2 separate regions of the Mus musculus genome follow, and region 2 is linked to region 1. Evidence: chromatin contacts called from ENCODE Hi-C or POLR2A ChIA-PET data. All regions are on one chromosome and are shown on one strand. Each heading gives the region's core, a stretch centred on a gene start or an enhancer-like site at or near the end of the contact. The rest is flanking DNA. Distances are from core to core; before and after follow the strand shown.

Evidence for each region. A loop is a pair of places that touch in the nucleus more often than their neighbours do. ChIA-PET counts read pairs that join two places held with the same protein, here RNA polymerase II (POLR2A).
Region 2: a loop to region 1 is called in a map of v-Abl transformed pro-B cells, with 2.4 times the contacts of the local background. The contact joins the promoter of Dek here to the promoter of Kdm1b in region 1. A Hi-C loop is called at or near these places in 2 of 37 maps with a recorded cell type or tissue (both v-Abl transformed pro-B cells). POLR2A ChIA-PET finds 5 or more read pairs at or near these places in 3 of 5 experiments (Patski and embryonic stem cell).

What each region holds. Positions count from the first base shown.
Region 1 is chr13:47,041,990-47,045,014 of GRCm38, forward strand. Kdm1b (lysine (K)-specific demethylase 1B) reads left to right here and starts at 1,510. Exons shown (of 21, transcript NM_172262.3): 1 at 1,510-1,681. It overlaps Tpmt (thiopurine methyltransferase), which reads right to left and starts at 1,228. Exons shown (of 9, transcript NM_016785.2): 1 at 1,115-1,228.
Region 2 is chr13:47,104,637-47,107,672 of GRCm38, forward strand. Dek (DEK proto-oncogene (DNA binding)) reads right to left here and starts at 1,585. Exons shown (of 11, transcript NM_025900.2): 1 at 1,437-1,585; 2 at 936-1,101. The coding sequence starts at 1,092.

The sequences.
Region 1 (3,025 bases), core at 260-2,759:
TATAAGGAAAAAAAAAAAAAAACTAAAAAAAAATTCCACAGTTCCAACCTGCCCTTTAAATCATTGGTGATCATATGTCTTGAATCTGTGAACCAGCAAACATGTCACAAAGGCAGTAATGTAAGGAAATGTCCTGTTGTTGCATGATTTAGCTTCTGTGCTTAGGATTAAAGAAGGACCATCCCCATCAACTCTGGGAACGGAAATGCACTTCACAGCCAAGTATTTGCTAACAAAAGGCTTTTCCCTGATGCTCATGTCAGGGGGCAGAGTCCAGCATTCTGAGAGGTCGGAGGGAAGTATGGGATTATTGTGGATACAGAAAAGCAAGAGAATCGCTCTCCTCCCATCTCCACTCTCTATCAGAAGCTGTGATGCCCAAAGGTGCCCTACAGAAACAAGGGCTCTCCTGAACACAGAAGAAAGATCTTTAGCCCACCCAGCTCTACCTCACCGAAGCTGGGGCTGTTAAACACAACCACTTAGCTGTTGTAACAGCGCCTCAGAGTGGTGCTCACTGATCATTTTTTGAGAAAAAAAAAAATTCTAAAAACAATAAAGGTGCAAAGTACAAGGTTGAGAAAAGACAGATCCGCAATAACTCCCACTAACAAACGTTTACGTCCAATATGCCTACCTAAAAAACATCTTTTTCTGCCTAGGATTTTTTTTTTTCATTTTTAACAGAGGGTCTATCTAGAACTCACTATATAGTACAGGCTGACCTCTAGCTCGCCCTGATCCTCCTGCCTCAGCTTCCTCGTACACAACAATGCTTGGGTTCTGCTTTAGTTTTATTTTTGAATTTCATTAAACTGAAAAGCTAACTTCACTGAAGTCCACAAATCTCCAGGATGGCTCAGTATTTTACACGTGGACATTGTTATCTGAAACACACCACTAAGCAAGGGGCTACTTAATACATCGGACTCAAAGCATTTCTAGTCTGATCATTTATTCCCAGTTTTTGCTGCGGTTATCGGAACCCCTTTTCGGGACTCAAGTAGCTGGGTCATCCATGCTTTTCGGGAGCCCCATTCTGAAAAAACGCTGTAACAGGCTCACACAGTCTTAGCAGATGACCGCCTTTACTACCGGTTGAGAACTTACTTACCTTGGCTGCAGCTAGCTGCTTACCTCTCAGACACTAGCCCGCCTTTGTAAGCCGGGAGCTGTGCAAGGACTCACAGGCCCCGCCCCAGGGGCGAAGGCCCCGCCCAATGTGGTCTGATCCCACCCCGGAAAAGATTATCCAGGCTCCGGTCCTATAGGCCCTGCCCGGGGCGTGAGAACTCTGCCCAGGACACGCAGGCTCCGCCCAGCGTGCAGACCACGCCCAGGGCGCGCAGGCCCCTCCCAGGACCCTGTGACCCCACCCAGGCCGCCCAGGCCCCACCTTCAAACCTAAGCCCCGCCCCGAAGCAAGGTCTCCGCCCAGAACGCGTAGGGCCCCGCCCTTAGCAGCTGCCGAGATTGCGCAGTGGCGGAAATCATCGGGGCGGGGCGAGCGCCGGGACCCTCCTGCTCCCTGGGCCTGTGCGCTCCTCCCACTCCGGGTCACGGCGTGATAGGGGCGGAAGCGGCGGCGGCCGAGCTGCTGCAGCTGGCAGTGCGGATCAGGCCGTCCGGTGCAGCCCGGTGCAGCCCAGGGCAGCATTCGCCCCCTGGCCAGCGCTCTGAGGTAGGGACTCGAGCCTCACGCGGGCGCGCTTGGGGGTGGCGGCGGGCTTCGGGTGACAGCTCCGCACAAAGCGGCCGGCTGTGTGTTGAGCCTGGTCTGGAGGCGCGCGCGTTCCCCGGGGCTCCCCGGCGTCCCGCGTTTGGAAGGGGTGGCGTGGGGGACCCTGTGCAAGCCGGGGCTTCCCGCGCTGGGCTGCGGGGTTGCGGCGCCGCGGGCTTTCCCACTCGTCGCTCTCTTGGAACCCTGCAGGGAGCTGCTTGCGCCTCGGCCGGGCGGAGGTGAGTTGGGCGGCGGCTGCACCTGGCACTCTGGCGCCGGCACCAGCTGCGGACCGGGTGGACAGGACCCCAGTCTGGATTTCCACTCTGGGCTATGGGAACCCCGCAGCCTGGAGGAGGGGTCTTACTCTGGGATTCCACCCAGCGCTGTAGGGAACCCATCTACATGGAGGCAGGACCCCTTTCTCTGCTCCCACCCGGAGCTGTAGGAGCCCCTTAACGTAGAGGAGTTACCCCACTGTAGGAATCTCTTAGCCCAAAGGAGGGAACCCCACTCTGGGCTCCCACTCGGGGCCGTGGAAACCACCCCCCGCCAGTCGCGAAGAGAGACCCTAGGCTGCGGTCCCACTTGCGGACCAGGGAACCCCGTAGCCAAAAGGAGGGACCCTATACTGTGCTCCCACCAGGGACGTGGAAACCCCGCAGCCAGGAGGGGGGACACCAGACTGCCTTCCCCACTCAGGGTGGTCGGGAATCCCCAAAGCTTGGTAGGAGGGGCCCAGGCTTCCCTTCCCGCTCTGTGGTGGTGAGGAGAAACCCCACGCTGGGCTCCTGTGTGGGGCAGTGGGAGCACCGCGGCCAGGAGGAGGGATCCCAGGTTGCGATCCCCACCTTGGGCAGCGAGGCGCCGTCAGGTTCGCTGGTGTAGCGGATACCTTGGGCATCTGCCGCGAGGGCCGCTGATGAGGGCTCAAGCAAGCCTTCCTTGGGATTGCACACCACCAGGTCCCGGTCCATATGGCTGATAGTCGGCGCAGCTGGCCTGTAAGAGAAGCAGGCCCAGCTGCAGAAAGTTGGGGTTGAGTGATCTGGAACCCAGCCACCGAGGCCCAAGTTCTCGAGCAAGCAGCAGACCACGCCAGGTGTGGGGAATCCCTTTCTTAACCCAGGCACAGCTCAAAAAGCGTTGGTTAGTCTTCAGCCTCCCAACTCAAAGCAATCCTTCTGCCCCAGCCTTTCTGCAGCAAATACAAAGCCACCAACCACATCTGCTTTGAATGCTTACACAATATATTGTGGAATCCTTTCGGAGGTTTTCTTCAGAGGGTATGTGAGAAAATTCTCT
Region 2 (3,036 bases), core at 335-2,834, 63 kb after region 1:
ATAATTAAAGCCAAGGTTGTACTTAAATGACACGCTCCCATAAGGTCTTAGAGCACATACCACTTCAAATAATAAGTATGCCTTGTCCTCTTAACCTAGATGGTATTTATAAAAAAAAAAAAGAAGAAAGAAAAGAAAGAAAAGAAAAGAAATGACAGTTTGGGAAGAGCACTTTAACCTTTAGGCCTGCTCCCAAGTCTGGCTGAGCTGTGGCCATCTGCACCATTAAGCTAGATTGTGAAGCTGTGCCTTGGATTTTCCAATAGCTGAGCCTGTCGGGTAGACTGATGCATGCACTCTGACTGACACAATGCTTCTTCGCCCCGCTCTGCCTCTACTCAAATGAGGCTTCTTACCACCCTCCTTGGGTCAGAATCAGTCCCCAAAACCGAGAGAGCTGCGGGCTCCCGTTCTAACTTTCAGTTCAGTTTTCTCATTTTTAAACTACTTTCTCCAACAGCAACAACTTTCACGGCAAAGAAAAGCACTCCCACAAGAACCCTTATGGGGGAGGGGCGGGGGAGGGAATCAGCAGCTACACACAGCCGAGAATATGGAAATGAAAACATTTCCAGGATTTGCAAGAATGCCTTGCAGTGTTGTTTCGTTACGGAACCTCGGGGTAACTTCAAAAAGCGGATCTCAGACTTACAAACTCCCTAAACGAACGACGAAGTGTTCTGAAGGCGCATCGGGAAAAGGCTCTTGCTACACTTGCACCGAAACCTTGGCAAATACTCAAAAAAAAAAAAAAAAATCCAGATTCTCTGCCACTGATTGTTAGCATTCGCGTGAAATCCACCACTCCGACTTGACGCCTCTAAGCGTTAAAATGCAAGATAACTGTTTCCCAAAAGGAGCGAGGGAAGGGGAAACTTTTGATGTGGGAAAAAAAAAAATCCACCCGTGAGGGATGCGTATCCCTGCCCACCCACCTTTTTCTTCCTCCTCGTCCTCTTCATCATCGTCTTCGTCATCCTCCTCCTCCTCCTCACTCTCTTCCCTGGGACCCGGCATCTCGGGTTCCTTCTCGGATGAGGGCGGCACGGGGGCGTCCTCTCCCTCCGCAGCGGGGGCCGCCGCCGCCGACATGCTGGGGGCCTGCGGGCGGGGAGGAAGCCGCACGCTTCGGTTCTCTCGCTCGCGCGGGCATGGAGCGTGCCGAGCGCCCAGCGTCAGCTCCCCTCCAAGTCGCCTACCCTGGGTCTGTCACTCGGCCCGCCTCCCCGGGGATGCCCGAGGCGGGAAACCGCACCGCCCTCTCAGCCGCCCGCGCGCGCTCCCGCCCGGCCTGCGCCGCCCCGGGCCGGCTCGGGCCCGGCCAGTGTGGCCCAGGCGAGCCGAGCCTTGCGAGTCCCCTCCCCCGCGGCGGGCCTCAGTGCTTCTGGCCGCGTCCCCTCCCCGCTGCCCCGGCGCCTCCCCGCCGCCGTCCTCACCGCGGGTGCGCACGAGAAGGCCGCCGCTGTGTAGAAGTCGCGCGGGGCCGAGGTCCTCGCGCCGCGCGCTCGCTCTCTCTCGCGCTCTCTCTCTCCCCGCTCCTCAGAATCAACAAGATTTTCAAAATGGCGGTTCGGGAAGCAGAGCGGGAAGGCGCCGGCCAATCAGCGCGCGGCGCTGGGAGTTGGCGCGCGCGGGAGGGCGGGCGGGAGGCGGGGCGGCGGCGTCTCTCGCGGGCTGCCCGGGCGGGGTCTCGGGGGGTCTGCGGTCCGCGGGAGGACCCGGGTCGCGGCGTCCGGCGGGTGGCTGGGTGGGTGCACGGGGTGGCGGGCGGGCGCGAGCCGGGGCCTCCGCGCTGAACGGTTGGACGCTAGGGGGCCTGCGAGCTTCCAGCCTCCCGATCCCGGGAGAAAAATGACCGGCCGTCCTGGGCCGCGGAGCCGGGGAGCGTCTGGAGGTGACGAAGTTGAGGGATCCGCCGAAGTCTTTCTCGACTCGACTTCACGCGGCGATCACCCCGCGGACGGGGTTGATTCGGAGCCACCACGTTTGTTTCCGAGGGGTCGTTCGAGATGAAGGCTTCCAAATGAGACCTACTTGCGAGGCTTCCCGTCGCCGGTACGCTGCACCGTGACAGGGACCCACCACGTTAAGTGCTCACACCACCAGCGACATAAATAGGTTTCAAACCGGTGAATGTTAGACAGATTCACCCTCTTCCTTTCTCTAGCCCCCTTGGTCTCCCCTATAATGCAGATACGGTATTTGTCCAGCCACACTCTCCTGTCAAGAATTCTAGGCAAGCCCTCTGATACCTTTTAGAGTCCACAGTTTAAAAGCAACATTTCCTTACGTGCTCTCCTATGTGATTGTCTTCATTTTTTCCCTACCCTGAGAATAATCTCCCTCCCTCCCTTTTTTTTATCCAGTCAACCTGGTGGAAATATGATTGGTTTCATTTGCCATAATAGTCTCCAAGTTGAGGGACAAAAGTTAGACTTTATTTTCTTCTGTGCCCCTTTTGTAAACATACGCAAAGTCCTGCTATTTTTGCTTTCAGATCTTAAGCCATCTCCCATTCTACTGATTCTGCTCACCTTTCTTTGTTTTTTAGTTTGGGTTGCAACAGAGCCCTTTCCAAGGGCTACTCTCTCTGCCTTTTCCCACTAATCACACCTCAGCCAAAGCTATTTTATTTAGTTTGATCTTCTGCTTATAAGCCTCAGATGGTCCCATCATAACTTGGAATAACCTCCAAATTTCCATATCACAACGTGTAAGATGCTACTTAACTGGCTGCTGACCCTCTGTCTGATGGCTCCCTGACACAGTTGGCCTGTCAGTCACACATGCCTTCCCTCATGTTCCTGCACATGGCTGTCATTCACACTATCTAGGATTTACTCTTCCACTGCCAGGGCTGCTCCTTCCTATTGTCATCAATGAACTCGGTCCTTCCCATCACTTATCTCTGGTCAAGTATTTCTCTTACCTCCAGGCCATCACTGTTTTGATACCATTCTCATCCGTTCCTTTATAAGTACCGAATCCTCTGTCCATCATAACAGGCCTGCCATCTTGAAGACGAGACTGTAGTTG